Regions from separate parts of the Homo sapiens genome. Here all the other regions are linked to region 4. A link is an interaction called in ENCODE POLR2A ChIA-PET data of the cell type or tissue named here. Cell type or tissue: MCF 10A. All regions are shown on one strand. Each heading gives the region's core, and the rest is flanking DNA. Links, peaks and the distances in the headings are about the cores only.

Evidence for each region. Peaks named below come from ENCODE experiments on the same cell type or tissue, not always from the same donor. Only the 100,000 strongest peaks of a DNase experiment are listed, where the experiment ranks them.
Region 1: POLR2A ChIA-PET joins it to region 4 with 5 read pairs; 1 of 35 experiments calls an interaction of 5 or more read pairs at or near these places.
Region 2: POLR2A ChIA-PET joins it to region 4 with 5 read pairs; 6 of 35 experiments call an interaction of 5 or more read pairs at or near these places.
Region 3: POLR2A ChIA-PET joins it to region 4 with 5 read pairs; 3 of 35 experiments call an interaction of 5 or more read pairs at or near these places.
Region 5: POLR2A ChIA-PET joins it to region 4 with 5 read pairs; 15 of 35 experiments call an interaction of 5 or more read pairs at or near these places.
Region 6: POLR2A ChIA-PET joins it to region 4 with 5 read pairs; 5 of 35 experiments call an interaction of 5 or more read pairs at or near these places.

The regions. Positions count from the first base shown.
Region 1 is chr1:221,866,847-221,872,217 of GRCh38, reverse strand. All of the region lies in intron 2 of LOC124904517 (a long non-coding RNA gene), which reads right to left. Among named protein-coding and RNA genes, the nearest start is that of LINC01655, 29 kb to the right of the region's middle. In MCF 10A, for the core only: no CTCF peak of the experiment used is centred there; DNase peaks (open chromatin) are centred at 2,247 and 3,067.
Region 2 is chr1:223,805,077-223,809,076 of GRCh38, reverse strand. It overlaps TP53BP2 (tumor protein p53 binding protein 2), which reads left to right. Exons shown (of 18, transcript NM_001031685.3): 5 at 2,130-2,231. Among named protein-coding and RNA genes, the nearest start is that of TP53BP2, 39 kb to the left of the region's middle. In MCF 10A, for the core only: no CTCF peak of the experiment used is centred there; no DNase peak of the experiment used is centred there.
Region 3 is chr1:224,131,265-224,135,264 of GRCh38, reverse strand. It overlaps FBXO28 (F-box protein 28), which reads right to left. Exons shown (of 5, transcript NM_015176.4): 3 at 1,053-1,191. Among named protein-coding and RNA genes, the nearest start is that of FBXO28, 19 kb to the right of the region's middle. In MCF 10A, for the core only: no CTCF peak of the experiment used is centred there; a DNase peak (open chromatin) is centred at 2,174.
Region 4 is chr1:223,704,385-223,709,755 of GRCh38, reverse strand. It overlaps LOC105373281 (a long non-coding RNA gene), which reads left to right and starts at 2,106. Exons shown (of 3, transcript XR_949164.2): 1 at 2,106-2,388. It also overlaps a transcript of CAPN2 not described here. RefSeq lists enhancers at 1,398-1,897, 1,898-3,097. In MCF 10A, for the core only: a CTCF peak has its summit at 1,498; DNase peaks (open chromatin) are centred at 1,555, 1,925, 2,385 and 3,485.
Region 5 is chr1:223,830,222-223,834,221 of GRCh38, reverse strand. The region is part of intron 1 of TP53BP2 (tumor protein p53 binding protein 2); the gene reads left to right. Among named protein-coding and RNA genes, the nearest start is that of TP53BP2, 14 kb to the left of the region's middle. In MCF 10A, for the core only: a CTCF peak has its summit at 2,387; a DNase peak (open chromatin) is centred at 2,061.
Region 6 is chr1:223,790,774-223,794,773 of GRCh38, reverse strand. TP53BP2 (tumor protein p53 binding protein 2) reads left to right here. Exons shown (of 18, transcript NM_001031685.3): 14 at 1,334-1,471; 15 at 2,252-2,385. Among named protein-coding and RNA genes, the nearest start is that of TP53BP2, 53 kb to the left of the region's middle. In MCF 10A, for the core only: no CTCF peak of the experiment used is centred there; no DNase peak of the experiment used is centred there.

The sequences.
Region 1 (5,371 bases), core at 688-4,687, 1.8 Mb after region 4:
TCTTTCAAAGTCCACTCAAAAATTATCTTTCTTGAAGTCACCCATGACTGAAACGTCTCCCCATCAGATCTTCAGTGACTCTTTTCAGAAATTGCCATTAGGCAAAGAACTGCCAGGATCTTTACTAGCAATGGTAGTTCTTCCTCCCAAAAATGTGGAAAGGCTTTGAGATAAAAGCACTTATCTTTACACCTGCAATGACTAGGACAAGAAAATGTCACTGCCAGCAGTTGATGCTTCACCAGCGTGTTGTAATATATGATGTGCATTTTACATGTGGACTCTCATTTAAATTCTTAAAACATATCCGTTAGGTCAGATAACATCATCTCACTTTGCACTGGAGGAAACCAAGTTCAGATAGGATATATACCATTGAATGACAAGAGGTTAATAAATATTGATGATGATAAAGAAAAATTATTTCTCAGCAGCAAGTACTAAAACTTTGTAACTGAGAAGATGTATTCCTTTTCTATTGCTGCTATAAAAAAATTATTGGACTGGGTGTGGTGGCTCACGCCTGTAATCCCAGCACTTTAGGAGGCTGAGGTGGGTGGATCACGTGAGGTCAGGAGATCAAGACCAGCCTGGCCAACATGGTGAAACCCCATCTCCACTAAAAATACAAAAAATTGGCCAGGAATGGTGATGTGTGCCTGTAGTCCCAGCTACTCCAGAGGCTGAGGCAGGAGAATTGCTTGAACCCTGGAGGTGGAGGTTGCAGTGAGCCGAGTTCACACCACTGCGCTCCAGCCTGGGCAACAAGAGCGAAACTCCAGCTCAAAAAAAAATATATATATATATATTAGTGCAGACGCGGTGGTTTAAAACATGTATGGTAGATACACCTGACAGCAATCAGTTAACTTAGGCATCCCCTGTATGGCAGGCACACCTGTTGGATGACAGACACACCTGATAGCAATAACTTAAGAAATGAGGGTTGCCACGTGGAGGTGGCCAGGGGAGGGTGCTAACTGAAAGTGCTATATAAACCGCATTCTTTTTTGTAAGCAGCTTTGGTTCTACCATTCAGTTTGCCACCACTGGACTGTCCCTGTATGTAGGTTCCCCTAAATAAAACCCTATGTCTCGTTTGCTGGCTCCAGGTCTCTTCCTCAGCCTCTTGAAACTGTTGCCATCTCTATTAAAGTTAATAGGGATCTGGCCTGACAAACAACACAAATTTATCTTACAGTTGTTAGGTTAGAGGCCCGACACAGGTCTAGGTGGCAAACATCAAGTCGTCACAGGGCTGTGCCCCTTTCTGGAGGCTCTAGTGAAGAATCTGTCTCCTTACCTTTTCTGGCTCCTAGAGGCCACCTATATTCCTTGGCTCATGACTTTCTTCCTTCATCTTCAAGGCCAGCATTGTCACTATTCTTTGAGCATTCCTCTGTAGTCATATCTGCCTGTGACCACAGCTGGGAAAGATTCTTTTTTTTTTGAGACAGAGTCTCACTCTGTTGCCAGGCTGGAGTGCAGTGGCGAGATCTGGGCTTACTGCAACCTCCACCTCCCAGGTTCAAGCGTTTCTCCTGCCTCAGCCTCCCAAGTAGCTGGGACTATAGGCACGCACCACCATGCCCAGCTAATTTTTGTATTTGTAGTAGAGACGGGGTTTCACCATGTTGGCCAGGATGGTCTCGATCTCCTGACCTCGTGATCCACCCACCTCGGCCTCCGTAAGTGCTGGGAATACAGGCGTGAGCCACTGCACCTGGCCGTTTCTCTTCTTTTAAGGACCAGTGTGATTAGATCGTGCCGACCCAGGTAATCAAGTATAATCTCCTCATCTCCAGGTCTTTAACTCAATCACAATTCTAAAGTCCCTTTTCCTATGTAAGGAAATGTATTCACTGGTTCCAGAGATAAGGATATGGACATCTTTGGGAGGCTGTTATTCTGCCTACCACAGAAGACTTTTCCTGGGCTTTATTTAATTCTTAAGATTGAAAAAAAAATGCAGGACAAAATAATGTCACTTTTTCCAGATCTCAGGTACCTTATATTAAGAAGTGAAATATTTTTATATTTTATATAGTTGTTTAGATACATTTTAATGAAAGCTGGGAACCAGTGAGGACATTGTAACATTGTGCTCAAATGTCTCCCAAGTCTACAGGCCAGATGTGACATATGGCTTAAGTGCCAGACCCATATTTCCAAATGTCTTCATCTGACTATGAGCTTACGAATCCAAACTATGTTTAAAGAGCTGCAAATAAATCTCAAACACAGCAGGTCCAAAACCGAATGCATCATTCCCCGGTCCTATTCTCTTTCCCCATTTCCAAATCCCAGTTAGCAGTGTCATCATTCCCTCAGTCCTCTAAACATTATGATTAACCTGAGCTCCTCTTCATCTCACACAGCTCATGGACCAATAAACCCTACCATTTCTACTTTAGGTCTGTATCTGGAATTTGGTGTTTCTCCCATTCCCAGTTATTATTAAAGATCTTCATTTTATACCTGAATTTTTTCAGTAGGATCCTAACTTATTTCTCTTCTCCAGTTTATTCTTTTTAGCCATGCCTTCCCTGTGCTACCAGCATTAACTTTCCAGAAAGATAAATCTTATCATATCTCCTGTTTTCTGAAGAACCTTCTGCAAGTCCTCGTAACTTACACAAAAGTATATACAGAAAACAATTAAAAAGCATACTCCAAAGAAAATAGGGGAGGGGGAGAAAATGCCGCTCTTCTTTTCAACCCATGTATCTGTCACAAGTGCAGTGTGACTATAATCCCTGCAGATCTTTATGTCCTTGCCCAGAAAAAGACAAACTGTCTCATAATGGTAAGTCTGAAACTCGGACAAATGTGTCATTTTCTACTAGCTCTTCTACAGGCACAGAGCCACACAGAATTGCAGACCCATAAACACCCCAGATTTTTGGATTACAAAAACAGCAAATATATGTAAATCAGCAGTACCAAATTTCTACAGAGGGAATAACTCTCCCCTAGCCCTTAATTATGAGCCCACACAAGAAAAAGGAGGGCATCCCAGGGCTTGTTTATCCTGGCTCCCACATGCAAAGGAAGTATGCAAAGCCAATAATGACTAATGTCCTCAAATATTACTTATTACTCATATAGCATAATCACAATAAATACTCAGAGGCCCACACACTATTTGTTTGTTTTGCTGTTTGAACCACAATTTAATGTCTACTCAGTGTGGCATCTCCATAAAAGAACTATTAGCTTACTGAGCTAAACTATATTTAAAGAGCAGTCAATTCTATGGATTCTTTGCTCTTAATTTGCAGCTAAGTTCCAATTAAACCTGTGTTGTATTTAATCAAGTTAAATTGCAGAGACTGTTGAGTTAGAAATAAATTTAAAATGACTGTCTGGAAGCAGTTAGACGGTGACTTCACCGATACTGATTAGAGAAGGATGTAGAGATACTTGTAATTATAGGGCATAAATCAATACTCTTTCCATGAGAAGGTACCACTATGTATGTCTAGACAACATGTATTTATTGAAGGCTCACTGCCTGGGCATTGTGGAAATCTCTAAAAATATATACGACACAGTTGATGCCAATAAGAATTGAGACTGAAGAGAGTACCCTTGCTGAGGGATATACCAATGATGCCAGAGACAGCTTAGGTAATTCCCATTGCCATAATGATCAGTTGCCTAAGAGTAAACCAGGTTGCTTGATAATTGATCTTATTTCCATCATGTAAGAGATAACAACACTTGCCCCTTTTCACCTTTATAAGTCAGTTATACAATGGCTAACACCCATAGAATGCCAAATGTGTTCCAGCACTGTTTGAAAGACTATATACATATAAATGTATTTAGTCTTCACAACATCCCTCGAAAGTAGCTATTGTTATTCTCATTTTGCAGATGAAGAAACCAAGGTACAGATAGTTTAAGTTATATGTTTAAGGTCACACAGCACTTCCATTGGTGGAGATAGCTTTATGAACTGCCCATATCTTGTTATACAATGCTGATTATTAGAGAATTCTTCCTATGTTGAGTTCAAGTTTCCCTTTAACTTCTACCCAGCTGGTCATGGTTCTGTCCTCTAGATACAAACAAAATAGATGTAACTGTTTCTCTCTATGTCAGCCCTTCTATATTTGAAGACGGTGGTTGTATCTCCTCTCTAGTCTTCTTTATTCTAGACTAAGAAACCCCAATTCTTGAAACCATTTCAAATCTATCTAGTTTGGAGAGATCATCACTCTGCTATTATCTGAGTGATGGACACTTGGCTCTCGTTGTGCAAACAACCAGAAAGTAGCCCTAGTTAGCATTAAACAGACCATTCCCCAGCTATAAAATGGAGGGCAAAAGGGTCATTTTTATAGATAACATTTCTTTCCCTACTTACCCCATAGTTGAATTACCAAGACCCATAAACACATTATCATATTTAATAAAAATAGTGTATATTATGGCTTATTACCTACCAGTCACTACTCTATGATTTATGTTTGAATTTACCTAATTATCACAACAAATATACGAATTAGATACTATTTTTATTTCTGTTCTGATGAAGAAACAGGGCATGGAGAAGTTATGATTTGATCCGATATTCTACCCCATATGACCACAATGAATAGCTATTCATAAGGGATAATACCAGAGAATTACCATAGTGACTTGAATAAGGACATATTTAAGGAACTAATAGAGTATGGTCTTTAATAGGCTCTTAAACTTTGCCTTCTGTGTCAAAGCGACATCTTGCTTTATGAATATCTCACAATTCTTGGATTTTAAGTTGTGCATAGCAAGAATGAAGCACCTCCTCAGACTCAGATGAGACCAACCACTCATGAGCCACTAGTCAATTTCCACCATCCTGGCTGATCAGAATCTGCCCCAGTGATGGGCCATGGTTCAGCTAGAGAATGAGCCCTAGGTCAGTGGGGAACAAGCTGTCAGCCAGGAACAGTATTGTAATGTGGGTATGAAATGTTTGCCTTTGCCTCTAGGCTTCCTCAAGTCTGTTTCACGATAGCAACAGTGGCATTTTGTTGCTGCAAGACATTCAATATCCTGGAAACAGTATGTATATATGTGTGTGCATGTGTGTATAAAAGTCTGGCCTTTGTAGTTACAGTGTCTATTTCACCCACAATGATAGGCTTTTAAGGTGAAAACATTCCTGTAGGTTGGCACAATTCTGACCTCATAACATGATAGTACAGGGAGAAAGAGGGAGACTAGAATTCTAAAGACAAGTCCTTGGAATAAAAAGTGAGCAAGGAGAGTTTTGGAGGTGATTAAGAAAATGAAGTTAAGGGTAGGAGGAGTATGGAGAGAGAGAAGAGAAGGAGACAAAATTGGACAATCCTAGAACCATAGAAAAGGGTGGTTAAAT
Region 2 (4,000 bases), core at 1-4,000, 100 kb before region 4:
TTATATCTTTATATATATATTTTTAAAAAGCTGCAAAGTGTTTCCAAAGCGATCATATTATTTTACATGCCCACCAGAGTTTTACTGTTTCCACATCCTTGCCAAAGTTTGGTATGGTCAGTCTTTTTAATTTTAGCCATTAAAATATATGTGTAGTGGTATCGCATTGTGGTTTTAATTTGTATTTCTCTAATGACTAATGATTTTGGACATCTTTTCATGTGCTTATTTGCTCTCTGTGTCTCTTCTTTGGTGAAATTATTTGTTCAAATCTTTTGCCCAATTTTTTGCTCTCTCACTGAGTTTGAAAGTTCTAATAGTCTGGATCCAATTTTTTTTTTTTTTTTTAATGGAGCATACTTTTAGTGTTGTATCTAAGAACTCTTTGCCCAACCCAGGGTCATAGAGATTTTTTTTTCCTTTGTTTTCTTTTGGAAGTTTTGTAGTTTGCAGTTTTACCTCTAAATCTATGATCCCTATTGAGTTAATGTTTGCATATGGTGTGAGAATCAAAGTTCATTTTTTTTTTTTTTTTTGATACAGAGTCTCACTCTGTCGCCTAGGCTGGAGTGCAGTGGCGCGATCTCGGCTCACTGCAACCTCCACCTCCTAGGTTCAAGTGATTCTCCTGCCTCAGCTTCCCGAGTAGCTGGGATTATAGGCACCTGCCACCATGCCCAGCTAGTTTTTATATTTTTAGTAGAGATGGGGTTTCACCATATTGGTCAGGCTGGTCTCGAACTCCTGACCTCAGGTGATCCACTGACCTCAGGTGATCCACCCACCTCGGCCTCCCAAAGTGCTGGGATTACAGGCGTGAGCCACCGTGCCCGGCCCTGAGGTTTATCTTTGTAATATGAATATCTAATTGTATAAGCAGTATTTATTGGAAAGATTATTCTTTTTTCCACTCAGTTGCTTTTGCACCTTTGTCTAAAATCAGTTGCCTCATGTATGTGGGGCTATTTTTGTACTCTCTATTCTGTTTGATTGATCTACTTGTCTATTTTGACGTCAATACCACATGCATTGGTCACTGGAACTTTTATAAGTCTTGAAGTCAGGTAGTGTAAGTTTTCCAGCTTGATTCTTTTCAGAGTTATTTTGGCTATTCTAGATGCTTTGTACTTCCATATGAATTTTAGAATCAACATCAATTTTTACAAAAATGCCTGTTTGGGTTTCAGTTGAGATTTTGTTGAATCAATTTGAGAATAATTGCTGTCTTGACAGTATTGAGCTTCCAATTCATGAACATGGTGTAACTCTCCATTTATTTGCATTTTCTTTCAGCAGTTTTTGAGATTTTAGTATATACATCTTACCTATTTATTAAATTTATCCCTAAGTATTTCATATTTTTGATACTATAAATGGTATTTAAATTTAAAAATTTTAAATTTCTAATTGTTTCTAATATATTGAAATGCACTTGACTTTTGCATATTGATTTTTTTTTTTTTAATCCTGCAGTCTTGCTATGTAACCTATTTATCTGGTAGCTTTTTTGTAGATTCCATAGCATTTTCTTCATAGATGATTATATTGTCTGTGAAGGCAGTTGAACTTCTTTTTTACCAATCTGGATGCTGTTTATTTCTCTTTCTTGTTTTATTGCATTGGCTAGAACCTCTAGGACAATGTTGAATAGATGTTGTGAGAGTGGATGTCCTTGCTTTGTTTCTGATGACTCAATGTGTCTTGAATTTTTTAGTGCTAAAGTATTTTTAAATGATATTCCAATGACTAAATTCTAGGTTTGCTGCCAGTGCCTCAATACCATGTTTAATATGATCAAACACTTCTGTTGTAATATAAATTACAGAACAAGGTAATTCTGAATTGTTCCATTTATGTCCCTGACTGTTGAAACTATTTAATTTTAAACTTGCAACTTAAAATAAAAGATTATTGTATATTAGTGTGTTTTACATTACATCTTAAAAAGTCAATGTGGTGAGTATTAATATAAGAATTAATGGTCTGCTTGATATTATGAAAGAAAAATCGCTAAATAATTTTGTCATAGTTGGTTCATATGAAGCTTTTACATAGACCTTTGAGGGCGGAATCTCTGTGGTAGTTTTATAGTAAGCTGGGATTGTGTTTATTTGTGTTTTTACTTGTAGGTTAATAGTCCTAGGATGGATCTGACTCTTGCTGAACTTCAGGAAATGGCATCTCGCCAGCAGCAACAGATTGAAGCCCAGCAACAATTGCTGGCAACTAAGGTAGTATCGTCCTTTTTTTTTGGAGATGAATGCTCACTCTGTCGCCTAGGCTGGAGTGCAGTGGCACGATCTTGGCTCACTGCAACCTCCGCCTCCTGAGTTCAAGTGATTCTCCTGTCTCAGCCTCTCAAGTAGCTGGGATTACAGGCAGACGCCACCACACCTGGCTAAATTTTGTATGTTTTGTAGAGATGGGGTTTCACCATGTTGGCCAGGCTGGTCTCAAACTCCTGACCTCAGGTGATCCGCCCACTTCGGCCTCCCAAAGTGTTGGGATTACAGGCGTGAACCCCCGTGCCCGGCTGGTAGTATCTTCTTTTAAAAGAGCTAACAGGCCACTATTGTTAATATATGTGTAAGGCTATTTACATTCTACCCCCATTAAGCCAATTACCTCACAGATATGAGGTAACATTATCAACCCAAAAGCCACCTGCTGTTTGGTGCTCTCTTTGTGCTCTCTTTGAGTCCTTACTATAGCATTTTGTAGAAATCCTTGTATCATCCTAATTGTTCAAGATCTTTCTGACTCCTGATTCTGATCAAGATTAACCATGCTATGATGGGTATCAGCCAGACAGGAAAGGTGGAAAGAGCCCTTCATCTTTGCTTCTAGGAACTACTCTGGGCCACAGCAAGAGGAATATTAAAGTTCTAACATGGTATAACCATACCATAGATTAATCTTGGATCAGATTAATCTAATACTGTCCCCTTCTGGAGCTTGGCACCAATAACGGGCTGCTTGCCTTTATTTGGGGAACATTCTTTATCCACAAACTAACCCTAGTCCTGGCCTTGAACAAGGAAAATATAAGAAGCCACTCCATTACCATCAGAACTGCTGCTTCTCCTGCCAGCCATAGGCTTCCAATCTGACCCAAAAGCCAACAGACCTTTCTCTGTAAAGGGCTACATAGTAAATATTTTGGGCTTTGCAAACTTTGCTGCCTCTGTTGCAACTACTCAGGTCTGCTGTTATAAGCAGTCATGGATAATAGGTAAACAGATGGTGTGGTTGTGTCCCAATAAAACTTTACTTACAAAAACAAGATAGCAAGCTGGATTTGGCCTGCAGACTATAGTTTGTCAACCCCTGGTCTAAACACCCAGGATCCACAACTAACAGTCCTTTAGTGATTATCAGGTCACTGAAGCTGGGGTAGACAATTGTTGGTTTGTCATGGGCAAAGTTACCCAATAGGGCTTTGAAATAATGGCCAGGAATTCTTCAAGGCAGTTCTCAAGGCAGTGTGGACTTCATGTCATACTTCCTAGGGTTCCTGTGCATCCATTTCTGTTTGTAATACCAGACCCCAGTTTTTCCAAAATCATGCATATCATTGCTTCTCAAACCTTAAGATACATATGAATCACCTGGGGATCGTGTTGAAAATGCATATTCTGATTCAGTAGGTGAGTTGAGGTTTGAGCTTCTGCATTTCTCACAAGCTTCCAGGTGATGCTGATGCACATTACATTGAGTAGCAAGGATATATAGTCAAAAAGATTGGTTGTTGAAGAACAAATTTCTAAGCTTTTTAGTCTTCAAGGACTTAAAAACAAGTCCTTGTGGGTTTTTTTTTCTTTTGAGATGGGTTCTCACTGTGTTGCCCAGGCTGGACTTGAATTCCTGGGTTCAAGTGATCCTTCTGCCTTAGCCAGGGTTTTTGTTTTGATTCTTTCCATGTTACTTATATGTTCTAGGCATACTAATCTAAGAAATAGTTTACCTGTGATTATAAATTGTGTGGCTCTGTTACTCAGTT
Region 3 (4,000 bases), core at 1-4,000, 430 kb before region 4:
AACACTTAAAAGTTAAGGCCTTTAAGTCAGATTCAGAAAAATCTGGCATAAGAATCACTCTGAAGTTTCTAACTGGTCATCCTCTTATAGCACCCTACAAAAAGCATTAGCAGGTAATGTGTTGGTATGCAACAAGATCTTTTAAAGAAAATGTATATAATGCAAAGAAAGTGAGATATACCAAAATATTTCAAATACAATCATAAGAAATGGGATTCCCCCCAAAAATAAATGTCAAAGAAAACTAAAAATGGACAAAGTACGTATTAAATATTGCCAATGTAAATTATCTTTGGAAATAACAAAAAGCGAACATTCAGATTTTACTAGATATTAATTATTTCCAACCATGTTAAGGGAAACTTTTGCCAGCATCAACCAAGTAGCAAAATGACCTTTAATTATATCTCTACCACTTCCATATAAAAAGATACAGACATATGTCAATTTACACTTAATTCAAGGAGTAGGGTACTACTGAAGGTATAAGTAGTATGTTGAATGTTGGAGTTTTTATTAACTTAGTAATGGTAAATATGCCACAATATAGTTATTTCTGTGTTAAAAAGGACTGTTATTTAGTTCTGGGAATATTGGTAAATAGCAATTGTTTATTCTTGTCAAATCAGAAAGTTTATAAAGTTGTCGTTATGAAACATTTCTCAAACAAAACAAAAACCAGCTTGTCCCTCCTTTTCTACCTCCCCAAAATTATAATAGTCTTGAAGGCAGGGACAATATGTATGTTGTTCATTGCTGTATCTCTGGCATCATAACCACCAGTAAAACCTCAAATTTTATTCTTGAGTATGAACTCTTAAAAAACTTCTCTAAAGAATATTAGGGTTTCGACTATTTCATAATTAGAATTTTAAATATAAAGATCATACAAATGATACATATTTATAACTGTACAGAAAGCAAACAAATTCATTAGTAGAAACTCAGAGAAGTAGAAACAATTCTAACATTTCTAAAATCAGAAATTCATAACTGTATAATAAGTTTATGTAGGGCAGTCCAGCTGTTCTAGGCAAGCAATTCTATTTTACCTTTCCTGGGATGAAGCAACAGAGATTGGAATCCACATATTTCATGAAAGTCATATTTAATAGTGACAGCCTTGTTTCAACAGCAGCAAGAATGTCTGCATGACGAGCTAATGAATGGTTTCTCCTTTCTGACTCTCTCCTATAATAATAATAATAATAAAAGCAAGGCAACCATTAAAGCAGTATTGTGGACTAAAATATTAAGCAATCAAGATGGCTTAATGAAACAGTCTTTTACATGTTAATTTAGAAATCTACAGTTGGGTCATAATTTAACTGTAATGATGAATGAATCACTATGCCTAGAAATCGTTACCAAAGACTGGTACTCATTGACAAAATATTTGAAAACAAACAAAACAAATTATATATATATATATATATTTTAATTAGGTTTTTTGGGGCCGGGCTTGGAGGCTCACGCCTGTAATCCCAGCACTTTAGGAGGCTGAGGCGGGTGGATCACCTGAGGTCAGGAGTTTGAGACCAGGCTGGGCAACATGGTGAAACCCCGTCTCTACTAAAAAATTAGCCAGGCGTGATGGTGCATGCCTATAGTCCCAGCTACTAGGGAGGCTGAGGCAGGAGACTCGCTTGAACCCGGGCGTCGGAGGTTGCAGTGAACCAAGACTGCACCACTTGCACTCCAGCCTGGGTGATAGAGCAAGACTCCATCTCAAAAATAAAAATAAAAGTAAAGGTTTTTTGGCTATCAAATCTAGTGGCTATTAGAACCAAAGAAATTAGATAAATGAATGGATTACACATGGAAATATAGGCAGGAGATGATATGCTTTTGATGATAAAATTTAACTCCTTTAAACTTTTTAGCAATTTAAGAAATAACTCAGACATAATAAAATTATCTTAAAGAGGACTAAATTTAGTGGTGTTTAGTATACTCACAGGATTGTACAACTATCACCACTATCTAATTTCAGAATATTTTCATTACCACAAAATTAACTCCTGTAACCATTATCAGCCACTCCCATTCTCCCAGCCCCTGGCAATACTAATCTACTTTCTGTTTCTCTGGATCCACCTATTCTGAACATTCCAGATAAATGGAATCATACAGTAGCCTTATGTTTCTGGCTTCTTTCATTTAGCATAGTTTTCCAGGTTCATTCTTGTTGTAGCATGTACCTTTTTATTGCCCAATAATATTCCATCATGCAGATATATCATACTTTGTTTGCTCATCAGCTGATGGACATTTGGATTGTCTCCACTTTTTGGCTATTATGAATAATGCTGCTAAAAACGTTTGTGTACAAGTTTTTGTGCAAACATTATGTTTTCATTTCTTTTGGGTACTTATCTAGGAATGAAATTGGTGGCTCAGACAATAACTCTCTGTTTAACTTTTTGAGAACAGCCAAATTGTTTTTTCTTTTTTTTTTTTTTGAGACGGGCTCACTCTGTCGCCCAGGCTGCAGCACAATGGCACGATCTTGGCTCACTGCAACCTCCGTCTCCCAGGTTCAAGCAATTCTCCTGCCTCAGCCTCCTAAGAAGCTGGGATTATAGGCACCCGACATCATGCCTGGCTAATTTTCCTATTTTAGTAGAGACTGGGTTTCACCATGTTGCCTAGGCTGGTCTTGAACTCCTGACCTCAGGTGATCCACCTGCCTTGGCCTCCCAAACTGCTGGCATTACAGGCGTGAGCCATCACATCCGGCCTGAGAACAGCCAAACTGTTTTCTAAAGTGACTGCACCATTTTACATTCCCAACATTGATATATGAAGGTTCCAATTTGTCCACATCCTCCCCAACATTTTTCCATTGTAGCCATCCTAGTGGATATAAAGCGCTAGTGGATATAAATCTCGTAGTGGTTTTGATTTGCATTCCCCTGACGACTAATGATGTTGAGCACCTTTCATGTGCTTGTTGGCTATTACTTATCTTCTTTGGAGAAGTGTCTATTCAAATCCTTTGTCCTTTTTTTTGGAGACAGAGTCTTGCTCTGTCACCCAGATTGGAGTGCTGTGGCGCGATCTTGGCTCACTGAAACTTCCGCCAACGGGTTCAAGTTATTCTCCTGCCTAAGCCTCCTGAGTAGTTGGGATTACAGGCACCCGCCACCATGCCCAGGTAGTTTTTGTATTTTTAGTAGAGACAGGGTTTTACTATGCTGCCCAGGCTGGTCTTGAACTCCTGACCTCAGGTGATCCACCCACCTCAGTCCCCCAACATGCTGGGATTACAGGTGTGAGCCACTGCACCTGGCCCCTCTACCCACTTTTAAAATAGGTTTTATTGTTGAGTTGTAAGAGTTCCTCATATAATCTGGATACATGATTTACGCAGGTTTTCTCCCATTTTGTGGGGTGTCTTTTCATTTTCTTAACGGTGTCTTTTGAGCCACAAAAGTTTTACATTTTAAGTCCAATTTGCTTAATTTTTTCTTTTGCTACTTGTGCTTTTGGTGTCACTGCCTAATCCAAGTTCATGAAGACTTACTACTATGTTTTCTTCTAAGGGTTATATAGTATAGTGCTGACATTTACACTTAGGTCTATGATCCCTTTTGAGTTAACTTTTATATACAGTATGAGGAAGAGGTCCAACTTCATTCATTTTCAAGATAACTAGTTGTCCCAGCATCATTTGTTGAAAATACTATTCTTACTGCATTGAATTATCTTGACATCCTTGTTAAAATCAACTGATTAAAAATATAAGGTTTATTATCCAGACTTTTGCTTTTGCTTCTTTGATCTACAGGTCTATCCTTATGCCAGTGCCATACTGTTTTGATTACTATAGCTCTGTACTAAGTTTTGAAAGTGGGAAGTGTGAGTCTTCCAATACTGCTCTCCTTTTTCAAAATTGCTTTGGTTATTGTCAGACTCTTGTATTTCCACAGGAATTTTAGGATCAGTGTATCAAGTTTTGGGGAAAAAAAAAAAGACAGCTGAATTTTTGACAGGGGTT
Region 4 (5,371 bases), core at 852-4,851:
TAAATTGTGCTGCTTTGGTTTCTCCTTTGAACCAGTTATAACATCCACCAGATTGCCTCGTTTAATCAAGTTAAATGGACTCTTTTTTTTTTTTGAGATGGAGTTTCACTCTTGTTGGCCCAGGCTGGAGTGCAATGGCACAATTTCGGCTCACCACAACCTCCACCTCCCAGGTTCAAGTGATTCTCCTATCTCAGCCTCCCGAGTAGTTGGGATTACAGGTGCCTGCCACCATGCCTGGCTAATTTTGTATTTTTAGTAGGGACAGGGTTTCTCCACGTTGGCTAGGCTGGTCTCGAACTCCTGACCTCAGGTGATCTGCCCACCTCTGCCTCCCAAAGTGCTGGGATTACAGGTGTGAGCCACTGCACCCTGCCGAAATGGAATCTTTAAAATGTGTTTATTTTATACTAATATGAGAGCCATGATGTTACCTTTTCTTAAAGCAAGTATTTTTGTCACTATTATTCCTCTGCCCCCATCTATTCTTGTCTCTGACACCCATTGCTTACCCCCTTTGCTTGACAAAACTTTGGTCAGACTTCTCTCTTTCCTACAGATCCCTGAATGCTGCTTGCCCCCAAGCCTGAACAAGCACAAACAAAGTGGAGTGTCCCTGCCAAGTCACTTCCCTGCCCAGCTTCTCCTGGGAATTGACTGAACACAGCAAGACCCTTTTCCTGTCAGCTCCCACTGGTCATTTCCCCTCACTTGTCCAGCTTCCCCTCCCAAGAGTCTGCTTATCTCCACTTGCTCCTCCTTTACCCTAGAAAAGAAGAATCTTTTTCTGTTTGATTTTGAGCTGCTTGCAGATTCTCTGAATTGGAATTGTCTTTCTCTCTTTTTTTTTCTTTTCTCTTCTCTTTTCTTTCTTTTCCTTCCTTCCTTCTCTTTTTCTCTATTTTTTCTTTCTTTCTCCCTCCCTTCTTCCCTTCCTCTCCTTCTCTCCTTCTCTCTTTCTCTCTCTCTCTCTCTTTCGCTCTTTCTTTCTTGTTTCACTCTTGTTGCCCAGGCTGGAGTGCAGTGGTGCAATCTCCACTCACTGCAACCTTCGCCTCCCGGGTGCAAGTGATTCTCCTGCCTCAGCCTCCTGAGTAGCTGGGATTACAGGTACCAGCCGCCATGTGCAGCTAATTTTTTTGTATTTTTAGTAGAGACGGGGTTTCCTCATGTTGGCCAGGCTGGTCTTGAACTCCTGACCTCAGGTGATCCACCTGCTTTGGCCTCCCAAAGTGCTAGGATTACAGGTGTGAGCCACTGCGCCTGGCCTGCAATAGTCTTTCTTTCTATTGAAGTGTCCCTTTATAAAAGTCTGGATTTTTTTTTTTTTTTAAACAGAGTTTCACTCTTGTTGCCCGGGCTGGAGTGCAATGGCGCGATCTTGGCTCATTGCAACCTCCGCCTCCCGGTTCAAGTGATTCTCCTGCCTCAGTCTCCCATGGTTTTGTTTTTATTTGACATCCTCCATCTCTGGTTTGCAAGTCTGGGCATGCTGCCTGATGGGCAGGTACCACCGTCCACCACCAGGCTTTGCTTTCTTTACTCTTGAATAAGGCGGGGACACAGGTTCCATTGTGTAATGGTTGGCACTCTGGACTCTGAGTCCAGAGATGGGGATACAGGCATTCATTTCTAGCTCATGGGTTTCTGGTGCAAGGGTTTCATGAAGCCATCACAATTGAAAACAGAGGAAAGCGACAGCCCTGTCCTGGAAGCTGTTCATTTGTTCCACTGTCTGATTTCCATTGGCCCCACCCCGACTTCTTCTGGGCTCGAGGCTCTTGGGAGAAAGCTTGTCCTTCTGCCCAGTGGGGCAGAGCGCAGGCTTCTCCTCCCACTGATCTCCTCAAGGACAGCTCATCTCTGGAGGAAGTGACTCCTCCCAGGCAGGTGGAGGTCATTTCCCTCCTAAGTCATTTTAGCAACAAATGGGCAGATCAGACCTATCATTCCAGTCAACTCAGAAGCTTTGCACAGCCTGGGAGCAGAAGAGCCTCCTGGCTCACCTGAAGTTCCTCTTCCCCAGCTAGGCAACACCCTCTTTGGTGCAGCCCTGGCCACTCCCCTTGCCAGCCTTCTAGGGATCGCTGCGCACATAGAGCTCTGCTTACAAAGGGCTTTAGGCTGTCCTATGCCACCCAAATTTAATTGCAAACACATACAATGACTACTTTCCCCAACCATTTGGACAAAGTCTAGTTTTTAAACCTGAGTTAATGTTGCTTTTTCTACTTCCCAAAGCCTCTCACACTATGCTATCTCACTGACCCAGCAAAGTCTTCTCTTTCTCTGACCACACAATCCTTTTCACGGGAACACAAGGACATAGACAAACACTTCATGGTGGAAAACCTTCCTGGAGTGAGTCAGCCAGCCCTGAGGATGGTGGTGAGTCAGAAACAGCTGGGATTATCCAGAACTGCCTGGGTCTGGGCCACTGACCTTGTGAGTAAATGAGAGAGGGAGTGAGAGAGAGAGATAGAAAGAGAGAGAGAGAGAAGAAGAGAGAGAGAGAGAGAAAATAAGAGAATAAGAATGTGTGTGTCTCAGAGGGCCATGGCAATGGAATCTTTTTCAGTAGTATTTTTCTTTAGATTATTTTCTCCCTGGCCCTGGATGTTTGAGATGCATCAGAGGCACAATCTGCAGGTTCTGGATTTTTTTTTTTTTTTTTTTGAGGTGGAGTCTCACTCTGTCACCCAGGCTGGAGTGCAGTGGCGTGATCTCGGCTCACTGCAACCTCCGCCTCCCGGGTTCAAGCAATTCTCCTGCCTCAGCCTCTTGAGTAGCTGGGATTACAGGGGCTCACTGCCATGCCCAGCTAATTTTTGTATTTTTAATAGAGACGGGGTTTCGCCATGTTGTCCAGGCTGGTCTTGAACTCCTGACCTCAGGTGATCCACCCATCTCGGCCTCCCAAAGCGCTGAGATTACAGATGTGAGCCACCGTGCCTAGCCAGGTTCTGGAGATACTAACCAAAGCTTCCTTTTTAATTTTGCACCTCCACGTGTCAGTCTCAGTTTTTATTTGACATATTTGTGCACTTTACACATATTTGTGCACTTAATCTTCACAGCCAGTCAAGGGAGATCTTATCTCCTCATTTAATGGATGAGTAAACAGAGGCCCAGCAGAGCAGCTGACATGTTGTGTTGTAGAGCCAGCCTGGCTGCCAACACCTAGACCATGGTCCCTTGGGGTCTGTCCATACCCAGTGTAGGAGGGCAGAGGGAACGGCAGGCCCAGGCAGAGGAAAAGAACCTGTTTTCTTCCCCTCCCTCTTTCAGGTCCGTGATTTGAATCCAAAGGAGATCACAGAGAATATGAATTCCACAGGGCTGCAAAAAACGGTTTCATTTGAAAAGAGATTTCTTTCTCTTCTGAAGCAGCTGCAGGGTTTATTCTTTCCTCATAGCTGTAGCATGAGTATTGGACAGGCCTGTTAGATGCCACTCAGGAGGGAGGGGGCTTCTGGAGGGATTCCAAGAGCTGAAGAGGCATGGAAAGGCTTCTCCCTGGTGTTGCAAAAGATGGGACGTGCTGACAGTAGAAGGAGAGAGGGAAACTCCGGAAAGAAATCCAGCAGCCCAGACAGTTTTCTAAGCCCCTTCTCTTTCCCCAGTCTGTTGGAGCTTAGGGTATTACATCCCACCCTTGCCAGGAGGCAAGAGCCGAAGCTGCTGCCCCTCACCCACCAGTGCTATCTCCCAGAGAGGTTTTCATAGCTGGGGTCCCCTAGTAGTAATTTTACTAATAATACATGTAGTCTTATAAGTGTGGGGTCTGGCAATTTTCAAAATACTAACTATCCATTCTCCCATCTCTTAAAATGGGGAAATAATACCTACTTTGCATAGTTCACACGGTTGTTATAAGCATCAAATCACAGTGTATGTGAAATTATTTGGGGAACTATAAAACCTTAGATGCTATCATTGTTATCATCAGCAGCAATGGCCCCTTTCTTCTACAGGCACATGAGTACTTGACATGTGGCAGCAAATCCTGTTTTCACGCTTCCTGTTGTAGGGAACAAATATAGAGCAGCATGCTTTTCTCCACTCCATGGGAAGTGATCACCTCAGATGTCAGCACCACAGGGTGCTGGGAGAGGAGTTGGCCCCGTCCATAATTCCCATCAGCAAGCTCCCCAATAAATATGTCTCTAAGCCAGAACAGGGAGCTTACTAAGCAGAAACAGCTACAAGACAAGCCTCCAATCCCCTGCCCCAAATGCCATCTACCATCCACATTTTATTTTTTTCATCCCTAAGTCCCTCCCACATCGAAATTCTAGAACTGCCCAGATATATGCTCAAGTTCACCTGGTAAGAAAGCCAAAGTAGCACTCTGCCACTCAGTCTTCCGAGGATGTAGTCATGGTGGTCAGTATGTCATTTCCCCAACACATCTCTGGGGCAGAAACCAGTTTCCCCTGTACAGTTCAGTGGTGGTTCTCTATGTGCAAGAATCACCAGTGCTTGTCTAAATTGTGATTTAGGTAACCATAGGAGACATTTGGCTCTGTCTTGCCTCTTTGTTTTGTTACTTTGCCCCGTTCCATTTCTTTTCTCAGCCAGTCCAAGGATAGGCTTGTTAACAGGGAGTGATATTGAAAGTATTCCAAACCACTGTAGTGCCGACACTGGCTTGCTGAAAGGGAAGTTGGTGTTGGCCGAGGGGCAGGAAGCCTCCCCTGAGTGAGCTATTAATCCTTTAGTGGATGAACTGGGGGAGTATGGGAGTTGCCAGGAAGGGGCTGGTGGGCCAGGGTGCTGGAACAGGGAGCGGCAGGAGGGGGCTGGGGGCAGCCAACTACCCATCCTGCTGTGACATATGACAGTCACCCAACTCCATCACCTACTCACGTTGGGGCTCCACATTTCCCCTGCCTCGGTTACATTTGTTTAATGACAGTCTAGATGTGTTTCTGTGTTTTCCCCTCAATTCAGTGTTGTATTTCTCCTGGGATCAGCAACTATTTTTTTGTTGATATCCTTGACCACCTCCCTCCTTCCAGGCACAGGGCTGAGCCCAGTGACATCTCATTATTGCTGTGGCCCACCTTATTGCAGGGCCGACATTTCAGATACCCTTCTCATTTCCCTTCCCTCAGCTATGGCTCCCTTTGGTTTTCCATCCTTGTGTCACACGGACCGTGACTCAGTGGCAAACTAAGACCTCAACTGTGGGTCTGAGACAAGTGTCTTGGTCTTCCTAGACCTCAATTTCTCCATCTGTAGAATAGGGAAAACGTTGCTGACAAAGAAATTCTCAGATGGGAGGAGACTTACAAATATAGCTCGAGTTGCTAATGCAATTCAAATGAGCCTTTGGACTTCCCTTCTGTAGAATAAGGCCCTAGGCGAC
Region 5 (4,000 bases), core at 1-4,000, 130 kb before region 4:
AATCACTACTCTAGTGACTTTTCCCTTGCAATAAAGTCCGTACTCCTTATTCTTGACCTACAAGGCCCTGCCTGAGCTACCCCCTGTTCTCCCTGCCCTCATTGGCATAAGTCTGTATTCCTGATGTGGCGTTTTTTTCTGGTCATGGAATAGTCCAAGTTCATTACCACCTCTGGGCCTTTGATGAAATGTCTTCCTTCAGATGTTTCAAGTGGCTGTGGCTTCTTCAGTCTCAGCTCAAAAGTCCCCTTCACCCTGAGGTGTCTTTCCTAATCATGATCAGCCATCCTCCCCTCATCACTTCCATAATTCTTTATCATATCGCTTTATATACCATGCTCATTTGTGTGCTACCAGCCTCTCTTCTCTGCCCTAAAGAAGGCAAGCTTTTTCATCACTGTGTTCCTTTTGCTTTAACTGTCCTTTCTTAATAGGTATTTAGTAAGTACTAACGGGTGAATGAACGAAACTTCTTGTTGAAGTCAGCAAGAAGTTAGGATTGAGGGGAAGGCATAGAACCAGGAGCTTCTTTGGCATGGCTGGCTTTGATAGGATATGACTCCTATAGGTTTCTATGTAGAGGTCCCTGTTACCTATTCATGTATATGAAGTGGTTCTTTTACCAGACATCTATGACCAGCAGGCTACTTTATGATTTTTTCCTTAATTAAAGTAACTACTTCATATTTGCTCTATCATTTTTTTCCAGAATGTTGACTATTTCAGAATATGATTGTGTGCTCCAGATGATATTGAATGGATGGTCAGGATAGTCCATGCCTGATTAACATTTTTAACAGAATATTGTTCAAATTGATATTGAGACTTCACGTTATTGATTTCTGAATTCTACTAACTTGCTGTAAGTGAGCAAAGGAATAGTTTATGAAGTAAAAAAAATCCTTTGAATATGACTTTATGATTTTGCTTTAAATAAACTCAGATGTAACTGATAGGAACTGATGGGTTAATGTTAAAAATATGCCATCATATAAAGTGGTACACTTAGTGTAGAAGTAGGTTTAATATCATTGAGCCTTAATAGAACATCGGTATACATAACTTATGGTAATTGGTGAATATTTTTAAAAGCAGTTTAATGGCTCCAAGAGTAAACTCTAGAGAAACAGCTAAGAAATCATGATAGGCCTTTGTAAGCAGTGATTCTCTGATAACTTTAATAAGGTTGGGACCCATCGTCAGGGAGGTAGAGAGTGTCTCTTTGAGGGAAAGGACTCAAATATGTAGTGTCCCTGTGGCTCCTGAGGAAGGTTCCACAGAGACCCCTGTGGGTTGCCTACTCAGATATTGGGGAGACGAGGAAGGACAGCTCAAGCTCAAGCTGGGGTAGTGGAGCAGCACACTTCTTGCAGAAGACTGGCAGCCTAGCTCACAGCTAGGGTGCAGCATGTCTGAATTAGGGAGCCAAGCTCATGAGTGCCCTTGGTGTGCAGACTCAGCTGGCAGAGTGAGCATTGGAGCAGAGCTCCAGGTCTGTGCAGAGACAGGCAGAGTACTCTTGAGGACTGGAAGGGTCGGCATCTCCTTCCTAAACCCCGCCCAGTGTTAGAAGTCATAGTTGGGCTAAATGGCTGTGTATGAGTTTGAAAGAAACTTTGGTTATATCTTAATTTAATCCCCACTCTGTATCACAGTGTTGGGAGAGGTGTTTTTGCTTGACTGGGTTATAGGAAGCCTAGTGGCATTCTCCTCTTACAAGAAATATTTTCGGGCCTGCCTCCATAAGGGGTACAACAAAATATAGAAACTGAAGTAATAGTTTTACATTTATCTTTCTGCAGAGGAATTGTGAAACACAGAAACCATTCAGATTTTCCCCTAATCTCTCTACAAGCATAATCGCCTGGCTATTCCTGTGGTATTTCTTGTGAGTTGCAAAATTTGGGGAGGATTTGTGTCACTCTTTTTATAGATTGTTCATTTCATAATTTTCTGTTTCTTCCTCTTAGGTAAACTTGAAGGATTTGAGTTTTTGTAAATGAAAACTCTGAAGGTGCTGTTGTAGAGCGTAATTTCCCTTTGGTGACAGGGAACATCTTATACTCTTGGTTCCTTTCTTCTTTCTGTAGAACTTCACATGATTTTCTGAATCAAATGAATAAATGTTAGCCTCTGACTCATCTTGTAAATGCCCTAATCAGTTTTTTTTTTGTATTTCCTCTTAGAAAAGTCTTTCAGATTTTGATCTGAAATAATTCCTCTTTAAAATGAGTCATTCTTATGTTGATAGCATAACATCATAGTTACAGTACATACATGCTCTATAAACACAGGACTCTTAAAATAAATCTATGACCCATTGTTTTTAAATGAAAATTATCTGTGACTTTGAATTTTTGGAAGGGCACATCTTCATCTAGATATGACTGACATGAATTACTATGCAGTGTGCCTGTAGGTGGCCTGGCACAACTTAACACAGTGTTTTTTTTTTTTTTTTATCTTTCCTTCGACTTTCCTTCTCTTGAGATAGATGACTATAGGAGGTAGAAACAAGTTGTAATCACATTTACCATTTTTAATGAAATATTTTCATGTTCTTTTATCCCAGTTTGTATTAACTATACTTTTAAATTATACATTATTATAAAAATATTTTACTGTTGAGATTTTAAAAATTTAAAAGTGATAGCTATACTTGCCTCTGGTGTCGCTGATTTTCTGTGTATTTCATACAGGTCAGTATATATATATATATATATATATATATATATATATATTTTTTTTTTTTTTTAGATGGTACATATGTGTGTGCATGTGTACACACAGACACACATATTTTTACTTTTTTTTTTTTTTTTGGGAGACAGCGTCTTGCTCTGTCGCCCAAGCTGGAGTGTAGTGGCATGATCATAGCTCACTATAACCTTGAATTCCTGGGGTCAAGTGATCCTCCCACCTCGGCCTCTTCAGTAGCTAGGACGGACTACAGGTACATGCTACCACACCGAGCTATTTTTTTTTTTTTTTTTAATATAAATGGGGAAATGGGGTCTTACTGTGTTGCCCAGGCTGGCCTCTAGCTCCTGGCCTGAAGTGATCCTCCCGCCTCAGCCTCCCAAAATACTGAGATTACAGGCAGGAGCCACCCTGCCTGCTTTTTGAGAAAGAGTCTCACTCTCTCTCCCAGGCTGGAGTGCAGTGGCGCGATCTCGGCTCACTGCAAGCTCCGCCTCCCAGGTTCATGCCATTCTCCTGCCCCAGCCTCCTGAGTAGCTGGGACTACAGGCGCCCGCCACCATGCCCGGCTAATTTTTTTGTATTTTTAGTAGAGACGGGTTTCACCGTGTTAGCCAAGATGGTCTTGATCTCCTGACCTCGTGATCCTCCTGCCTCGGCCTCCCAAAGTTCTGGGATTACAGGCGTGAGCCACTGTGCCCGGCCGATGGTACATATATTTTTAAAGTTAAAAACACTTAGTATTGTTCTGTTTTATAACTTTTTCTTAACATTTTCCTAACACTCTATTTATACTTACAGGAGTTGGTGGCTGGACATAGTCCTTCTGGCAAATGATTTTAATTTACTTAACTTTTTCCCTGTTTAAAGACTTTTCCATGTTTTTGTATATTTAGTTTTCCATCTTACTATATATAGACCTCACACTATAGTGAAAATCTTCAGGCATTTAGAGTTTTTCTTCATTTCAGTTTTTTTTTTTTTAGGATAAATTCCCAGGAGTAAGGTCATGAGATATACATAATTCTGTGGCTTTTGATACATGATTTATTTTACTTTCTAAGTAGGATTTTTAATAATTTATAGTACTACCATCGTATCTTTGAGTAAATAACTTTTGTACAACCTCATCTATGTTGGATCTTGTCTTTTAATTGAAGACAATTTACTACAGGTTGAGCATCCTTAATCCAAAAATCTGAAATCTGAAATGCTCCAGAATTGAAAACTTTCTGAGTGCCTACATGATGCTCAAAGGAAATGCACATTGGTGCATTTTGGATTTTGGATATTTGGATTG
Region 6 (4,000 bases), core at 1-4,000, 86 kb before region 4:
AAATAGAGGTTAACAGTTTTTAAACAACCCTGTGCCTCGTAAGTTCTGAGGCTTGATTCTCTTTGAGTTTTAAACATAAGAAAAGAAGGACGTTTTATTCCACATTGGCCAAAACCAATCCACGTTACAGCCACTTGTTATTTTCTGGCCTTTTTGTTGCTGTGTCAAAATAATCCACATTTTCAAGGAGAAAAAAGGAAAACTAGAATTGGTAAAAGTATTATACTTTCTTTTTAAGATTCTGCTGTTCTCTTCCTAGGAAGGTGTCTTACCTTTTCCTTCTCGATTTAAGTAAAATAGAAGCAACTATCTCGTACATTCTTTAACAGTGGGATCGGCAAGTGTCATTACACTGTACTGCTTATGACTTGTATTAACCACAGTCAGATAACATTCAGAGAGCAACATTTTAGTCATTGCACATTGTGAAATGTATTGTCGCTTAATGTTTTTTAAAACTTGGCAATTTTCCACATCTGAGATAAAATGAAAGAATTATGTGGAGTACATATATCACACCTCACAACAGTAAACGTCTCTACTTTGTTGGGTGTGTTTAAGAAACCTGTTTTACAGGATACTGGATCTAGTCTTTAAAATTTTGCCTTTTTTTTTTTAAGTCCGATTCATTAAAAGTTTAAGCTGGTAGGATTTATCCTTGTTATACCTAAGACAGACTAATAATCTGTATTATTTACCTTAATTATATGCTTTCCCCCGAGGAGGCATTCTGGTGTGAAATGGTTAAGATGGCAGACTTTAAAGAAGCCAGCTTACCTGGATTTGCGTCCCAGCTCTGCCATTTGCCGGCTGTGTGCCTTGGTTTCCTTATCTGTAAACTAGGGATCATAGGGTTTTTGTGAGGGTTAATGAATAATCATTCAATATAGGTTAGCTGTTGTAGTTGTGGGCTGTGCTGTTGCTCACTTTAAGAGAGTGGAGTTTGCTGTACTGTATTAGATAGGCAGTCTAAAGACCAGTCTTGGCTAATTCTGATACTTGACAGAACGCTAGCCTATTTGCCACTTCTGATTATACTCTTAGTTTAATTCATACTATAACATATAACCCAAACGTAATTATGTTAGATTTTATAAAGTTATGTTCCTCCAACTTTGCTCCATGGTATTTGTTCACTTTGTGAAAGTTCATTACGCTGCATGTCAGATTCGTATACTTTTCTGAATAATGTTATACTTCAATAAAATGTGCCAAATCTATATTGTTAAAGTGCCTCTCACTAATTTAGGTGAGAAGTCATTCCTTCCCATTTGCTGCTGTTGTTCTCTTGCATAGACGAGGATCCTAAATTTTCCACCCATTTTCTTTGCAGGGTAAAAGGACAAACTTGCGTAAAACTGGCTCAGAGCGTATCGCTCATGGAATGAGGGTGAAATTCAACCCCCTTGCTTTACTGCTAGATTCGTCTTTGGAGGGAGAATTTGACCTTGTACAGAGAATTATTTATGAGGTATGATTATAATTAGTAAATTTTTTTTTTTGAGTCAGAGTCTCGCTCTGTCATCCAGGCTAGAGTATAATTAGTAAATTTTTAAAATATGACCTTGTATTTTGTTTTAAAGCTCTAATTAGAAAGCGACTGTAGAGAAATTGTATTTTAAAATTGTTTTCCTTTTAGGCATTGTGGGGTTGTGTTCAGGAACTCTTGGGCACGCTTTAGAATAGGCTATGCTGTTTTAAAGGTATGACTATGGAATTGTCATCATTTGGAAGTTCGGTTTTCACTTGGAGTCCTCTAGAGTACTTTTCTTTCTTAAGAGAGATCATTACTCCCCTTTAGAAATTGTTCATGTATGGATTTGTACTATACTGTATTAGGTTAGAGATGCGGTCTCTACTTTTAGAAGCCTACTATTTAAAATATTTTTAGTTGACCTTTTTTTTTTTTTGCTTTCCATAGCAAATGCAACTTCTACTTAGAAACTAATTTGTGGTGAGAAGCTGGGAGGATAAATAAACAAAAATGACTATAAGGATATAGTTTCTGGTACTTCCTTTTTTTAAAAAAAACCTTTTTATAGTGACTGCCTACTTAATGTGGTTTTTCTGTCTGTCTTATTTCTAGAATTGTTCTTGGTATAGTTTTCTTGGCTCCTATAGGTTTTAATTATGATTTTTAAAAGTGTCACAAGAGTCCATTTCTGTCCTCTTGACCCTAAAGGAGCCAGTTAGTAGTGACAGTTCAGGTGACAAGAAACTAGAGTGATGCTCACCCTTCTTCTTGATATAGGTTGATGACCCAAGCCTCCCCAATGATGAAGGCATCACGGCTCTTCACAATGCTGTGTGTGCAGGCCACACAGAAATCGTTAAGTTCCTGGTACAGTTTGGTGTAAATGTAAATGCTGCTGATAGTGATGGATGGTAAGATTTTCTTTTAAACTCCAGTCAAACTTCAGTTGTGGGAATCGGTTTATAAGCAGTTGTCATAGTGCTGTTGGAAGACAAAGAAGTATGTCAGTTATGTCCTTGAGCTGCTTGTAATCTAGCTGGAGAAATGTGGTATCTATTTTTGAGGAATTAACATGTGTTCATGTAACAGTCATCTCATTCCCATCCTGGAAGTAGGTGGAGTTTTAAAAAGTTTAGTAGTTAATGATAAAAATAAGTGTAACAAAGTAGTACACAGTTAATTAGCATCCTTAAGCAAAGCTTAAGAGAGAAGTGCTGATTTAGGCAAGGTATCCCTAAGCCCCTGAAATGGTTCAGTCTTCAATATATTAATGTCCATTCTATATCTCCAAGAGGGGATTATAACTTGCAACATATCCTAAATATATTTGACCATGGAATCCATTTTTCGTGGAACCAGGGTGTACGTAAAACGCAAGCGGTACTGCAAGTGATGAGTATTGTTTGCAGGATAGGGGAAATGTTAGTCAATATTAAATAATAATAATAAAGGTCCTAATAAGGTCCTGTCATCCCCAAAACTAACAGAATAGACAGCAAATTTTGTATGTTATTTTTAAAAAAGAAAGTTTTAAGTTACATTGTGTTACTTTTGTGGAAGAATACAAACAATTGACTTTTTTCTTTATAGGATTTTAAAAAGTTGTAATCACACTATATTTACTCCAGTATTTTAGTTTCACAACTTGTTTTTCTCATAATATGGAAAATAGTTACCATATAAAATTCTCATGTATGCATATATAAATTGCATACACACATACATACATTTCAGTTAGCCTCGTATTACTCTACCGCGTGACTGTGTACTCATTTATTGTGACGGTCTCCCTTTTATTAGACATTGAGATTGTTTTCCAACTTTTGTTTTAATGCTTGGAGAAGCACTTTGGTTACAATTTTTAAACACTTATATTTTAATGTGTGTCTACTGTGGGAAACATGCAAAATAGAAATAAGGGGAAAACAAGCCATCTGTATCCCCACAGTGTACAGGTAAACACCATTCATATTTTAATATATTTTCTTCAGGCTCTTTTTAAAAAAAAATTATTTTTTATTTTTATTTTTATTTTTGTAGAGACAGGGTCTCACTGTGTTGCCCAGGTTGGTCTCGAACTCCTGGACTCAAGTGATCCTCCTGCCCGAGCCTTTCAAAGTGGTGGGTTTATAGGTATGAGCCACCGTACTTGGCCCAAGCTCTTTTTCATATGCTTTTCACAAATATAGTTAAGCTCCTAATACATATGTAATGTTTTAAGCCTATATTTTTAGTTTCACATTATAGCATAAAGAAAACAAATTCTTACTGTGTCATAATGCCCTTGTTTTCCTAATGTTGGGAGTTTATGTTGTATATAATTTTTCATTATTAAAAAGCATGCAGTGAAAAAATCTATAGTAATATTTGCCAAACTATTTAATAATAGTGTTCTGGCCAGGCATGGTGGCTAATACCTGTAATCCTAGCACTTTGGGATGTTGAAGCAGAAGATCACTTGAGCCCAGGAGTTTGAGATCAGCCTGGGCAACAGAGAGAGACCCTGTCTCTATAAAAAATTTTTAA